2 separate regions of the Mus musculus genome follow, and region 1 is linked to region 2. The links are chromatin loops, found by intact Hi-C in ENCODE. Cell type or tissue: heart. All regions are shown on one strand.

What was found. Hi-C counts contacts between places; a loop is a spot of excess contacts. Peaks named below come from ENCODE experiments on the same cell type or tissue, not always from the same donor. Only the 100,000 strongest peaks of a DNase experiment are listed, where the experiment ranks them.
Region 1: it touches region 2 in a loop (12-fold over the local background); 2 of 42 quality-filtered maps call a loop at or near these places.

What each region holds. Positions count from the first base shown.
Region 1 is chr8:104,785,861-104,793,860 of GRCm38, reverse strand. It overlaps the pseudogene Gm6831. Among named protein-coding and RNA genes, the nearest start is that of 4932416K20Rik, 4.9 kb to the left of the region's middle. In heart, a CTCF peak has its summit at 3,790 (motif pointing left); no DNase peak of the experiment used is centred here.
Region 2 is chr8:104,599,078-104,607,077 of GRCm38, reverse strand. It overlaps a transcript of Cdh16 not described here. Among named protein-coding and RNA genes, the nearest start is that of Pdp2, 12 kb to the right of the region's middle. In heart, CTCF peaks have their summits at 4,002 and 4,203 (motif pointing right); DNase peaks (open chromatin) are centred at 527 and 4,167; H3K4me3 peaks cover 1,712 bases; H3K27ac peaks cover 5,595 bases.

The sequences.
Region 1 (8,000 bases), 190 kb before region 2:
TGTCTCGTTTGTAACCGGGTATTAAACTATCACTCATTCTCAGGACTTTGATTGGTTGTGAAGTTTTAAATTTTAATATCACCTTGTAAAGTTCCATAGACAGTCCCCTGTTCACTTGAAATGCCATTTGTAGATTCAGAGCTTAAATCCAAATTGAACTGCCATCTCTGTGGTAATAATTTCACACCTGGGAATACGGCATATTTCCCGACTCATTTAAGTTTTCCTTTGATATCCATTAGCCGGATTTCATAATCTTGCCATGAGGCTGAACATGTCTTTCAGCAGGTTTATTCTCAGACACACGGTAGACCCTGAATGGTGTTAAGGTCACACTTTCTCACTGTTCCCTGCTAGCATGCAGGAGCACTGCTGCTCTGGCCCTGGAAACCTTAACCACTCATTGGGATAATTGTGGCTGCAGAGGCCTCTGTGTTTTCTCTGAAGAGACTCGGGTTACATGGGAGCAATCCCTGTTTCTCTGCCCAATCTGTACACACCTGAATTTCCTTGGCCTATTGTACTCAGATTTCAGTGCAGTAGGAGACAGAATCAACGGGATTTCTAAACAAAGGCCTCAGCAAGAAATAGGATGTTCGTTGATTTGTTTAGATACCTATTATTAAGGTCAAATGTGTCCTTTAGGACCAGTTAAGAGTTTTCCAAAAGAATATTATTACTCATTACCAAATACAGTTTTTGCAGCTTACATTTCCTCTGTCAATACAGTATAGCAAATATGCTGATGGAAATTAAAGAGAAAGCACGTTTTCCTCCCTTGGCATTCTGCTGTGCTGTCTTTCCATGTTGTTTCTTCCATATTGCTTAACTCGCTGTGCCAATATCTTATCAAGAATGGTTCTTTGGGGGCTGGTGAGATGGCTCAGTGGTTAAGAGTGCGGACTGCTCTTCCAAAGGTCCTGAGTTCAAATCCCAGCAACCACATGGTGGCTCACAACCATCCATAACGAAATCTGATGCTCTCTTCTGGAGTGTCTGAAGACAGCTATAGTGTACTTACATATAACTCCTGCTTCCTGGCACTGGCATTCACCTATTCTGGGGCATAGAGCCTTTATAGGACCAAGGGCCTCTCTTCCCATTGATGGCCGACTAGGCCATCCTCTGCTACATATGCAAATAGAGACATGAGTCCCACTATGTGTTTTCTTTGATTGGTGGTTTAGTCCCAGGGAGTTCTGGGGTTACTGGTTAGTTCATATTGTTGTTCCTCCTATAGGGCTGCAGACCCCTTCAGCTCCTTGAGTACTTTCTCTAGCTCCTTCATTGGGGTTCTGTGTTCCATCCAATAGATGACTGTGAGCTTCCACTTCTGTATTTGCCAGGAACTGGCAGAGGCTCACAGGAGACAGCTATATCAGGGTCCTGTCAGCAAAATTTGGATGTCATCTGCAATAGTGTCTGGGTTTGATGGTTGTTTATGGGATGGATTCCAGGGTGGGGCAGTCTCTGGATGGTCCTTCCTTCAGTCTCAGCTCTATACTTTGTAACTCCTTCCATGGGAATTTTGTTCCCTCTTCTAAGAAGACCGAAGTATCCACACTTTGGTCTTCCTTCTTCTTGAATTTCATGTGTTTTGCAAATTGTATCTTGGGTATTCTGAGTTTCTGGGCTAATATCCACTTATCAGTGAGTCCATATCATGTGTGTTCTTTTGTGATTGGGTTACTTCACTCAGGATGATATCCTCCAGATCCATCCACATAATAAGCATACACAAATACACATACATAGACACCCACATGCATAGATATACACACTCACACACACTGCCTCCGGCTCAAAAAGCTAACAGATACCCAGACATATTTCTAATAAAACTTATACTACTTTACATCTCGGGACTGACAATAGATTGTTTTAAATATCAATCATAGATGACATTTGATTTCCAAACACAATAGATAGAGTTGTTTTCCATTGTTCACAACCTTGGTGACTGATACGGAGACCTCTAAGTGCTATGATCTGAAAGTTGGTGTATCACATGCCTATGGTGAAACCTCTTCTCCAATGGGACGTTAGTATGAATTTCTTCTTTAAGAATTGTTTCAGGAGATCTGGAAAGTCACTACAGAGAACTGTATCTAGGGTCTTCATGCTCTAGATAAGTGCTCTACCACTGAGCTGTATTCCAAGAACCTTGGGGTTTTATTTATCCTTTGATAGTTTCGCACATGAACACAATGTGTCCAGATCTTGAACACCATTATTTATCCTGTCTGCCCAGTCGAAGACACAAAGTTCAACTTTGCATCTTTAGCAAAGAGAGCTAGCCCTCATCACATAGCACATATGCTGGTATCTCAACCTTGAGCTTCGTGATTTCCACAACTATAAACACATTTGTATTGTTTATAAGCCACACATGTAATGATTCATTCATATATATATATATATATATATACACATACATACATACATACATACATACATATAATCAGTCCGCTAGCTCTTGAGCTCACGAAACCCTCCTGCTTCTGTCTTCCAAGGTGCTGAACCATGGATATCCATCTCATGACTGAACTAGCTGACAGCTTATGCTCTTTTTCTTATGGCAGCTTGAGCTGATGGAGGCAGCAGGCCTGCAGCTTATCAAATGTGTTATAAATCATCGGTAGACATGAAAAAGCTTGGTTGTTGGTAAGAAATGGATGTGGAGATTGGACACTCAATGAGCTCCAATGTAGGCAGTTACCCCAGAGCTTCTGAAGAGGACACAGAGAATTGGATGTATGGTCTCTCATGTGCCAGGTAAGTCCTCCACCCCTGAGCTTTGTGCCCAGATCCTTGGCGGTTTCCCCTTTGGTAATTTCATAAACTAACACAGTGCACCCTACTCCCCTCACTCTCAAGACCCCCAACCACACCACCACATTTTCCTACCAACTCCATTTCTCCTTCTGTCCTCCTCCTCCTCCTCCTCCTCCTCCTCCTCCTCCTCCTCCTCCTCCTCCTCCTCTTCTTCTTCTTCTTCTTCTTCTTCTTCTTCTTCTCTCCCTTTCCTCCCCTCCTCCACACTCTTCTCCCTCCTCCTCCCCCTGCTCCTCCCCCTGCTCCATCCCCATCCTCCTCTCCCTTCCTCTTCTTTTTCTTCTTCCTTCTTTCTCCTCCTCCCCCATCTTAGTAACACTCTAAGTCTAGTTAGATGTTTATGATTTTTTTTTTCGGTACTGTTTTGTTTTTGCTTTTGTTTTTGTCAAGACAGGGTTTCTCTGTGTAGCCCTGGCTGTCTTGGAACTCCCTCTGCAGACCAGGCTGGCCTGCAACTCAGAGATCTGTTGAGAGCTTTTGGTGCTGCTTCTAGGAATTTGGCATTTGTCACTGGGGTTAGACAAGGAAGTAGACTCAGATAAGAATGTCAGAAACAGGGACCATGGGGCTTTGTTTACTTCTTAGCTGCATTACTTCCTTGTGTGATCCCCTCCCTTACTACTTTCCTTAATCATTGCCTGTGTGATCCTTTTGCTTACGCCTCTGCTTGATTGCTTTCTTGTATAATCTCCTTGTTTCCCACTTTGCTTTACTTTGTCTTTGATCTAAGAACTGACCATGGCTTTTGGCTATACCTAGAATGATATAAAAGCAGGCTGGAGAGACATGAAGCTGTTTCAGCTTCAGTACGGGCTGCAGTCAGGTTATAATTTTGTCTAACTTTCCCTTTTTCAACCCTCACTCCCTTGCTTGAGACCCTGTTGACTGAGCTGGTTTGGTTAGAGATCCACCTGGGTGCTGGATTAAAGGCAGAACCATTGCCACCTATAGGCCATTTTTGGAACTTTTTATGTGGGGATAGACCACAAGTAATTTTTCCAGTTTTGCCTGGAGTTTTGCTGTATAGTTCAGGCTGACCTTAACTTGTGATCCCTGGCTACAGTAGCTCTCTGAGTAGCTGGGATTATAAGCCTACATCATCTGAGCTGGTTTTTCTTTCTTTTTTTTTTTTATTTTTTATGGTGCCTAGGGCTTTGTACATGCAGGGCAAGCTGTCTACTACTGCTATATCCCTGGTCTTACAACTTCTTTAAATGTTTAACAGGTGTCTCATGACATAGGAATTCTGCTCTAGATTGGAAATTCAAAAATGTAATACATGAGATCACATAAAATAATGTGTGAGGATATCCATACAACTTATTAAAACTCAAACATAGGATGGGTGTCCCTATAACCCTGTAATCCACACTGCTAAGGCAGTGAGATCATGTGTTCAGGGCACTCCTGGGCTACATAGAAACCATGTCTCCAAAAACAGAGGTAATAAACAAGGGCAACAATTGTGCATAGTCTGGTGAGTGGATAGAATGTGTTGTGTGCACACATGGATGTCATTCAACAATAAAAGGAAACAAACACATTATGTGAAGTGACCTAACCAGTCACAAAACATTTTATTTATTTTGGATTAGAGACAAGTCCCAGTATAGTAAGATAAAGCAATGTCATGTTTTCTTTGAAATGGGATTAAAGGCAGTGGATGGCAGAAAAGGACCCAAGGGAAGGCTGATGGGAAGCAAGGGGGGAATGTTGTAAATCTGATCTGATGACAGTTGCACGCCTTGAGAATTTTCCCAGACTTACTAAAACAGACACCTAAAAGAGATTAATTTAATTTCATTTAAACAGCCCACAGTGGTCTGAGGGTGTAGTTCATGGGTGGAACCATTGCCCAACATGCACAAGTCCTAAGATCAATCCATAGTGCCATAAAAACAATCCACGCTCAAACTATCAAAAATGAGATAATTATTAACAGTCTCAAATCTAACTGACACCCAGCTTAGTGTGTCTATCCAGAGATGATGAGCAGAGGCATGCTGGCAGTGGGAACTTAAATCAATGCTGTACATATAGAATGGAAGCATCCTACATGGTCAGTCTCACTGACAGGAAGATCTTCCCTGCCCCCAGTTCAAGTCAGCAGGGACTTAATATTATCCTTGTAACTGCCTTGTTTACACATCCTACCAGGAGAGGGCACAAGCAGTAATCCTTGAGTCTGGTTTCCCTGAGAACATCTTGACCCCAAATTTTACAATTTATAAGACTGTACGTTTGTTACTATTTGTAAGTTACTGAAGTTACAATTTTCTTTTTGTTTGTGTGTTTCAGAGATGTGGGACTTGTTAGCTTGCCCGGAGACTTATGTAATCCTTCTATTTCAGCCTCCACCCATCTGAGGCCACAGATACTATGTGTCTTAGTCAGGGTTTCTATTCCTGCACAAACATCATGACCAAGAAGCAAGTTGGGGAGGAAAGGGTTTATTCGGCTTACACTTCCATACTGCAGTTCATCACCAAGGAAGTCAGGACTGGAACTCAAGCAGGTCAGGAAGCAGGAGCTGATGCAGAGGCCATGGAGGGATGTTCTTTACTGGCTTGCCTCACCTGGCTTGCTCAGCCTGCTTTCTTATAGAACCCAAGACTACCAGCCCAGAGATGGTCCCACCCACAAGGGGCCTTTCCCCCTTGATCACTAATTGAGAAAATGCCTTACAGTTGGATCTCATGGAGGCATTTCCTCAACTGAAGCTCCTTTCTCTGTGATTACTACAGCTGTGTCAAGTTGACACAAAACTAGCCAGTACACTATGAGTCCAATTTGTAGTTTATGATCTTTTAGAAACAGCATTCTTAAGGCAAAGGGACTTAGAGAAAGCAGATTTTCTAATGGTAATCATAAATATGCTGAGAGAGGATACAGGATTTGATACCACCTATTTCCTGCAGTCAACAGTCCCTGAAGCACCCATTTCATTTCAAGAAGGTCTGGGACTTGTCGAAGAGGAGAGTGAGGATGGGGAGAAGATAATGAAAGGAAAGAAGGAAGGAAGAAAGGAAAAAAAAGGAAGGAAGGAAGGAATGAAGAGCCTAGTCTCAGTGAAGGGTTAAAAAAGATGGGGGTACATTGGGGCTCATATCTACACTATTATAATAGCTATTATTGACTCTAATGAAAGTTTGCTCAGAATTATAAGAAATAACACAGACTGTTCTTCATACATGTCTGAAAGGGCAAATGCTGATATTAGAAAGGCTTACATAAGTGTTGGAACAAATAAAAATAAATAAATGGACTTTGTAACCTCAGAATTACACCATCTGCTTTTAATCTCACACACCTTTCCTGACACAGGACGATACGGCTCTGCATGCTTGTCCTGAGAACCCTTGAGCTCCTGGATCTTCTGGGGGCAGAGTCTTGGTCCAGAACTGCAGCCTTCTGGCCTTCAGTGCTCGACCCACAGCATGCTGGGTGTTCAGATGCAGATACTGCTCATCATGGTCCATCACAGGCCAGTAGGGTAGACTCTCACTGTTGGGGTTCCTGTGGATATGCCACCCAGCAGGGAAGAGTGAAGGTCTCTCTGACACAAAGCCTGACCCTCTAATTTGGTTAGGGCCATAGATGAGATGACCAAGGGACTGAGGGATCAGATAACCTAATGTACTAATATACATACAAGTGTCACTACCAGTGTCTACTCCATGTGAAGCAAGGAATTTGGTTAATTTTGTGTCTCCCTCTCAAATGCAAAATCTAAAGAATGCTACCACAAAAGTGTGACTCACCCACCACAAAAGTGTGACTCACCCACTCCGTTTCTGTGGGATAACTGTAACTGAAAGCTAGAAGTTATCTGCCTGTGTGTGCCCTGAGTTGAAGACTATCATGTAATTAAGGACACATGCATGCTAATGGAACACACCAACATTGGGTCCCTAGATGGAAACTTGACCATAAAGAGGTTAAGAGAGGGATGAAATCTCACCCATGTCTGGCAAAGTTGGCTCAGTACTTTATCACCCTTTTGTTCAGCAGCTCCTCCTTCTCAGTGAGATGAACAACAGACGGAAGGAGGACAAGAGTATGATACCTAGCCACTTCATGCATGTTCCAACTCAGGCCCTACTCTAGCAACTGTAGTCCAATGCTAAACCATAGACCTAGTTTATACCCTCTTCCCTCACCACTCAGAATCCAGTATGCATCCAAGTCTCTACTTCAATCTAATGGGTTATCCCCTTCCCCAAGGAGCTAACATTCCTTGTAGAAAAATATCTACGTAACCCATGTTGCCTTGGCATCCTGGTCTCTAGTGCTTGGAAGTAGCAGGAAGAAGAGCTACAGGGCTGCCCATGATCTACTCAGCCACATTACCCAGCCAGTCCCAGGCTTACCTGAAAAAGCTAAGGATCCCCAAGCGATACTGGATGGCGACAATTACTATTTCCTCAGTGGCTGCCAGTGTGGATCCGTCATTCATGGAAGCAGATCCTACAACCAGTCCACCACCATGGATCCATACCTTCACCTGGAGACAACAACTCAGATGCCAGGAGGCCCACACACAGCCCAAGCTCATCTAGTTGCCCACTCCATTATCAACTGCTTTGCTCTGTGCAGGTTGACCTACAAACAGATCTCCTCAGGATCTCAGGATGCGAGCCACAGATGGGGTGCTTTAGGCCTGCGAGCATATTTCCATTCCAGCTTCCCCAAAAGGAAATCTCAGCATGGATTAATGACTCTCAATCTAAATTAAAGCCATGGGTACCCTCAGACCTGTCAAAGTAGGACAAAAAAAGGAGTGTCTTCCTGGCTTTCCTTATTGCTGATCAGAATGGCCATCAGATCCTACTGGCAGAACAAATAACTTTCAGCTAGAAATTCATGTGATGTCAGTATTTTAGCCCTCGTGCACAACTTCGAGTGGGTCTTGGTTTAATCGAAGACCTAGATCCTCTTAGCTCTTAGATTACCAGGATTCTGAGTCACATGCACAGGGGTTTAGTCAGCTCACCATTGAACCTTCTTGAACCTAAGAAGTTGAGACTGGTAATCAGGGTCTAAACTATAGTGGAGCTCAGAATTAAAGAAATGACCTCTTCCCCCAAAACCCATAGCCTAACATTCAGACAAGTCCTGTCCTGAGAACTCTGTAGTCCCTGGGTCTTCTCATGCGCATGATCTGA
Region 2 (8,000 bases):
ACAAGCTAGGAAATGTCTCAGAGAAGCTCAAAGACTAAGACTACGATTTCCTCAAGGCTGTAACTTGGGTCTTCGGTGGCCTGGCTAGAGAGGCTCAGGAGAGAGTGAACTGAACCTAATTATACACTGACTCAGACTTGAACCTTGATCTCTCCCAAGCCCAGACCTCTTCCCTCCCCATCTACCCCTTGCAGGATTAGAGCCCAAACAGAGATCCTTTAGGGGAGAACCAGGCTGGACAAGTGGAATCCCCAAATACAGGTGTTAGAGGAACTGCCAGGGCTGTAGCTCTGCTCTTAGCAAGGTGACTTTTCACCCACAAAATTCACTATCTACCTACATAGGCTCCTAAAGAGCTTCAGGACACCTAGCTCCAATAGCTGCAAAGTTCTTGCTGGGTCCCCATTGGACCATGCCTCCACCTGCCTCTGCCACTCTGTTTCAACTTAAGCCTCAGCCCCTTCCAGCTTTGGCCATCATCTCCACAGTGAGGAGGGGCCTCACGGCCAATCCCTGAGGCCGGCGCCAAGGTTTATGAGCCAGTGCAGAAGTCTCTGAGAGCCATATGGGTGGAAAAAGTTACCCGGGTCTAAATCAGCCAGCCTTAGAATGATCTCATCCCCTTCCCAAGATAGTCTCACTCCCCTCCCCCACTGCTAGCCTGGCCAATGGGGTAAGCCACGAGGGAGCTGGTGGAGGAGAAAGCAGGAGGGACTGGAGGATTTCAACTTGGGGTCGCACTGAATATTCTGTTGATCTCCCATCGAGCTACTTATTTATAATATCTTCCATAAAGTTCAGCAGTCGTCATGGTTGCTTTTCACAGTCACATTTAAAGCCTGCTGAAACGGCTGTTTCAGGGTCTGTGTCTTGTGCTGGGTGAAGCCACGTCAACACTGTTCCTCTCTTACAAACACCAATGCCATGACCATTTTTGTTCAAATCCCTTGCCTGTCCCTCCCTCTATCCCTCCCTTCCTCCCTCCCTCTGAATAAATGTTCACAGGTGTTGGGTAGAAGAGCAAGCCTCACTGTGTGCCTAAGGGGTTCTGGACTCATCTCCAAGTCAGAGATGCCAGACCCAGGGACAAGATGAGGGGACTGAATCAGAGACCAGGCAATACCATGGGATCAGTAAAGAGAGGCAGACCCAGGTCTCCTGGCCCCTCTTGCTTGCTGGAGGCACACAGTCCCTGGCTTGCACATGCTCTCCTAGACTGAAAGGCCCAGCTGGCTGGGGATACAGAGAAAATCCATCCACAGGATCCCTGACCATTGCCTAGAGTTGTATCTCTATAGCTCCTGCTCCACATACAGACAGAGGTTCTCGCCTTGAGGCAGATCTCTCCTTTTCCTTCCAGTTCACACCTTGCTACCTTAAAGTTTTTACTTCTGTTGCTTCTGTGGACTCACACCTCACACCTTCCCGTGGATCATTTGGGCAGCTGGTAAGGCCCATTCCTATTAGAAGAATATGCATTCAGTACAGCTGCATGGATATGAGGAAGAAACTTGCAGAGCCAAGCACCAGGATTTGAAGCTCAGCTCTACCTTACTGCATCTGTGAGCTTGGCCACTGCATTCATCTATCCAGCTTCAGTTTTTCTGAGTATAAAATGGGATAGCAACATTCCTTCCAGGGGTTGTGTGAGGGTTAAATAAGATACCACATAGTTTGGGGGTTGTTCTGTGTTGGTTTTGAGAGAGGGTCTCAGGATAGCTTATGCTGGCCTCAAACTCAATATATAGCTTAGGATGGCTTTGAACTCCTGATCCTCCTGCTTCTGTCTCCCAAGTGTTGGCATTATAGATCTGTGCCGTGATTGCTTTTTGTTTTTGTTTATTTGTTTGTTTGCTTGCTTGCTTTTGAGAGTTTCAATACATATCCCAGGCTAGCCTGGAACTCACAAACCACAAACCTCTTGCTTCAACCTCCCAAGTACAAGCTGAGGTGGATGAGGATGGAGGCACACCTAGCTTAAAGAAGATTATATGTGTAAAGTGTTCCACACAGCATCTAATCAGAACATACAGAAATGTAGCCAGGTTTATTATTTTAAATGGTCATAAATTGAGCCCCTGTGATAGTCCTTCCCTGAATGAAAACAGATCAGAGCAGCTGAAGCAGTAGGAGATGTGAAGGGTGAGTGGAGTCAGATTGCGCTTAGCCCCACAGGTCAGGAAGGGACTGAGATGTTTTCCTCACTTAGAATCAGGAAAGAGTGGTAGATACCTCTGAGGGCTTTTTCATTGTTAATAAAAGGAATTTCCAGACGAGTGGGGCTGTGATGCTGCTCTAATCTCAGCTTTTGAGATAGATAGGAGAATCAGAAGTTGGAGGTCAACTTCAGCTACATAGCAAGCTTGAGGGCCAGCTTGGGCGACATAAGATTCTATTTCAAAGCAGCAACAACAACAAAGAAAACAGCATTAAAATAAAAGACCTGATGAATGTATCTCCACGGGAGAATGCTTTGTAGGCTTTGTAATCCCAGCAATCGGGAGGCAGAGGCAGGCAGATTTCTGAGTTCGAGGCCAGCCTGGTCTACAAAGTAAGTTCCAGGACAGCCAGGGCTACACAGAGAAACCCTGTCTCAAACAAAAACAAAAAAAACAAAAAAACAGCTACAGTGTACTTACATATTTAAAGAACAACAAAACACACAAAGTAAGTCCCTATGGTCCCTAAGAATCAAGAGAAGGGGAATTCCAGTAATGGAGCCAACCCCTAAGCCCAGCAACTGGGAGGGCTAAAGAAAGACGATGGAAAGTTTACAGCCATCCTGAGCTATATAGCAAAACCTGTCTCAAACAAAAAGAGGAAAAGGTTAATTAGACCCCAGCAATGGACAAGGGGATGGGAAAGAAGTTGAGATTATCATATAAATCACAATAAGAAGCAAAAGGCAGAAGACTCTAGTCTCTATCCCCAGAGTGGCCAGAAGAACAGCACAATTTTTGAGGAAATGTGATTTTATCTTATTGAGAAAGGTCAAAATCTTCCTCTTTTTTTCAATTCTTTCATCCTACCATTTTGCTTATCTACCTATCTACTTGTCTACCATCTATCTATTATCTATTTATCACCTATCTGCTATCAATCTCATCTATCTATCTACCTATCTATCTACCTATCTATAATAGGTAGACAGATGCTGGGGATTGTACCCATGGCCTCATAAGTGTTAGGCAAGTGCCCTACCACTCAGCTACATCCCCAGCCTCCCCCACAACAGTATACATCATGCCAGATGCCGGGCTGACCCCACGGTTACCCAGGGTAAAGCCAGACCAGAATCCTGATGCTGCAAAGAAAGTAGACAGACAGATGAGATGGGAGACACTTGGAGAGATGAAATAGGACCATTCAGAGCTAAAAATAGAAGGGGTTGCTTGGGAGAGAGGCCTAGAAAGTCAGGGAGTCTTCCAGATAAGCTGTAAATCTAGCAGGATCAGGCTGAGAGATCTGGGTAAGCCAAGAGAAGGTAGAGAGTGCCAGGTGTCTCAGTCAGGGAGAACAGAAGCCCACAGCCTTTATAACATTCTAACAACACTCCTCATGACTGTGGCAGAGAGGGAGGCCCGACTACGAAAGAGGATTCTGAGCTCTCAACCAAAGGCTCATGAAGGGGACAGAGGAGCAACAGGTCAGATTTGACCTGTATGGTAGTTGCATCTGACTGCAGGGGCAGCTTCCATTTGGGGCACAGAAGTGATTTGTACTATTCTTAAAGCTGGGACAAGAGGAGTGCAGAAATTGCAGAGAGGCCGGCAGTCTGTGGCACTGGCCATAAAGGGCAGAATAAAAAAGGAGTTTGTTAGATTTACTGCGGAGTTCACAGAGGAAAACAAGAACGCTGAAGACAACTCGCCGAAGTGGCAGCCACTTTACACGGCCTACCACCTCCTGCTCTGGCAAGCCTGGACGGCCTCGGCACAAGACAGAGCCTTTACCTTAGTCCCCACTTAACCTCAGCCCCAAAGGTGCCCAGAGTCCCGTGAGTCTTCCTGAAGGTATACCAGGCTGCACTCCAGGGAAACTCCGCTCTAATTGGAGTTTCAGGACTCAGAATCTCATCAGCTCAGGACAACCTTCCTCAATCCAGCTTCTGCAGGCACCAGCGCAGCTGAATGGCGACATCTAGAGGCAGTGTCTGTGTCTGCTATCGCCTCATAACCAAAGCTGATGGCTCCCTACCCCAGGACCCTTCCTATCCCAGTACCCGCATCAATTAGTGATCCAGCCACCAGGTGGGGCTCAAGACACCCCATTCTCCCATTCTTCCATGCTCCAGCCCTATTTGGGGGCAGCAAAATCCTAAGTAAACTTTGCATCCTCTTCTCTGGGTGAGGGTGGCGGCCCCACCACCTCGCCCACCCGCCACGTTGCTTTGTTTCAGAAAGCCCTCTTCTCACGGGACCAAAGTCTGCTCCTGTCTCACCATCTAGACCCATGCGAGATTATAATTCAACCCTTGCCTCTTCTGCTGTGGAGCTTCTTGTAGCTAATTGGCTACTTCCGTCCATCCGTATCTGAGTTCTGATACCAGATCCTCACGGACAAACTACTCTCTTCTTTTTTGCTTCCCCACCACAGCTGGCTGTTTTCCTCCTATTCTCCAACCTCCTCTTTTTGCGGATCCTTCTCTTTTCCTGGGTGTCTATTCAGCCATCTTTCCTAACTCATTTCACAACCAGTTTTCACATCCCTGGGGTGGAACAGGAGTGAGTGTATGGGAGGGGCAGGAGGTACTTATCGGGCATCTGAGCATGACCTTGAACTCTTAATCCTTGAGTCTCCACAACACCATGCCCAGATTATCCTGCACAATCCTTTTCTGTCCTGACAGGTCACTTGCCCAGATGTTCACATTTAGGAAGCCTGTCTCCACATCCCTAGGACTATCCCACTGTCACTGCCTCAGAAGCCTGGTCTCCAGAGTCGACTGGTGTAGTCCCCCCTCCCTCAGCCTGAAACCTGCTTGCTCAGGGGTGGAGCTTCCCGCTCAATCGTTCTGCCACGCCCACTGCTGGAATCTGCCGCTTTGCTGTTCGGAGCCGTGCACGAGGTCACCCAGCTATTGGATTCCAAGATTAATTGGCGGGAATCGGGCCCCTTCCCCTGCTTCATAACTGCGTGCGGAACAGTAAAATTGAGCTTTGATCAGAATGTCTGTCTTAGCTGCATTTCTTTCTCTCGCCGCCTAGCCCCTCTTCTCTTCCAGGTTTCCAAAATGCCTTTCCAGGCTAGAACCCAGGTTGTGATCTACTGGCCAGACACAACAGACTGGAGCAGATTCCAGGCTTTAATTTTTGTTCTCCTGTCCCTGGATGTCCCTTCCCTGCCCCGTGATGAGTTTCTTAGCCCTTAGCTAGCCTAAATGACCAGCTCCGGGACACCCAAGGCTTGTGCACTGTGGACAGAACCACAGCCCTAGGAAAACATCCTGTTTCTCTACCGCAGGGAGCTGGGGGTAGATGAGGGCTTTATAAAGTCTGGGAAAGGCAGGCAGAGTTGTGGGCAAAGATACAGCGGGCTCCAGGGGGCTCCTCCACAGACTGCTTTCCTGGATCCCAACCCGCTTATTCCCCTGGCAGTGAAAGTCAGGAGAGGAATCCTGACATCCTTGCTATGCTCCGATGCCCCGTCCAAGCCATTGCTCAGACTAAGTTATGTATGCAGAGAGCAGAAAAGGTCAGAGGCCAATGGGACCAAGACACTCCAATAAACAGTCAATAGAAATTCACCAGTCCCAGATGGAGCCAGTGACTTGGGAATCTGACCACGGACAATTCAGAGGGCCACCAAGGTTAGGGACTACTTAGGGGTATTTAGTAACATCAAGTAATAGAATAAAAATTCTAGATATGAAAGGCTAAATCTATTCAGTTAATTTTTCCAACTGGGTGGTGGTGGTCCTAATGGTTTGGAGGATCTAGGGTTCAGACCTGTCAGCGAATCTCTGTTTCAAAGAGAAAACTGCGGGGTGGAGAGATTGAGGGGCCAGGTGTGATGGCTTTTAATCCCAACTTCTGGGATTTAAAGGCAAGTGGATCTCTATGAGTTTGGGGCTAGCCTGGTTTGCATAGCAAGTTTCAGGCCAGCCAGGGCTACATAGTAAGGTCCTGTCTCAAAAACAACAGCCAAGGGTTTTGTTTGTTTGTTTGTTTGTTATCTTTGTGGGTTTTTTTTTTCCTTTCTGGTCATTTTTATAGTTTTTTTTTAAATTTTTCTCTGTCTTCTAGTGTGTGTGTGCATGCATGTGCATGCAGGTACATTCATGCAGGTGTGCTCATACAGCTGCACCCATGCATGTGCACCCATGCAGATAATGTTTATATGGGTGTGGATGCAGGCACCTGTGTGAAGGCCAGATGTCATTCCTCAGAAGTAACACACCTTGTTTTTTAAGACAAGTTGTCTCTTGGTTGACCTAGGGCTTGCCAATTCAACTCATTAGGCTAGGTGGCCATTGAGCCCCAAGGACTTTTTTTTTTTAATTTATTTATTATTATATGTAAGTACACTGTAGCTGTCTTCAGACACCCCAGAAGAGCGCATCAGATCTCATTATGGATGGCTGTGAGCCACCATGTGGTTGCTGGGATTTGAACTCAGAACCTTCGGAAGAGCAGTCAGTGCTCTTAACCACTGAGCCAAGGACTTGCCAGTCTGTCTCCAACACTGGGATTAGATGTGCTTGCTGGCATGTTTGCTTGTGCAGGATCTAACCCAGGTCTTCATGCCTGGGCAGACTGAGCTTTCTTCAGCCTCTGTCCTAGTTTTATGTTCTAAAAAAAAAAAAAAAAGGGGGGCTGGTGAGATGGCTCAGTGGGTAAGAGCACCCGACTGCTCTTCCGAAGGTCCAGAGTTCAAATCCCAGCAACCACATGATGGCTCACAACCATCTGTAACAAGATCTGACGCCCTCTTCTGGAGTGTCTGAAGACAGCTACAGTGTACTTACATATAATAAATAAATAAATCTTTAAAAAAAAAAAAAATAGGACATTGGAGTGTGTAAATTGAGGCAATGTAGGCTGATTCCTAATACCCAAAACAATATCAAGAGTTAGCAGAACTTTTTATTATTAGCAATAATGAAGGGGGGGGAAGCCTAAGACTTCTGTGTATGCACTAAAAAAAATTAGTTTTATTTTATGTACGAGTGTTTTGCCTGGGTGCATATATGTACACGGTGTGTACACAGTGCCCACGGTCAGAAGAGGGCCTACGATCCCCCTTGAACTGTACGTTTTGGATGATTGTGAATCTCCATGTGGGTGATAGGAATTGAACCTGACTTCAGATTCCCGATGCTGCCAGGCACGGTGGTACACTTGTGCTATTAATTGCAAAGCCATCTCTCCAGCCACTCCACCTACAGTTTTTAATAAGGACCCACTGAACAATATGATTTTGGGTGTATTGAGGCATGGTGCCATCTTGGAGTGGGGGGTCTTGCGTTCCCTGGAGACAGCAGCCTAGACTTTCCCCTGGGACTGGCTTTATGCTGCTGTCAACACAAAAACTGTTTTTACAAGTAGATTCTCAGTAAGGATGAAATCCCGGAGGGCCAAGGCCTGGAGTGCACGGTGGGCCTCAGTCTGTTTTCTTCTCAGTTCTCCGCTCACACAGCTAGCATAAAAGAATGCTCCTGAGGCTGGAAAGATGGCTCAGTGTTATGTGCGCCTAAAGAGGACCTGAGTTTGGTTCCTAATACATACTGGGCAGCTCACAACACTACCTGTAACTCCAACTCCAAGAGAGCCAACGCCCTCATCTTCCCTCCCTGGCCATCTGCAGTCACGTGACATACCCACATAGAGACACATGCTCACACTTAGTTAAAAATAAAATATTAAATAAAAATAAACAAGAACTCAATGTGTGTTAGCAGCAACTATAAGTTTTATGCACCAAGCTCATCTTTGGAGAAGACTCTTAAATAGCCCAAACTCTTCCTTGGTCAGATAAAAATGCTGAACCCAAAAGTTGGC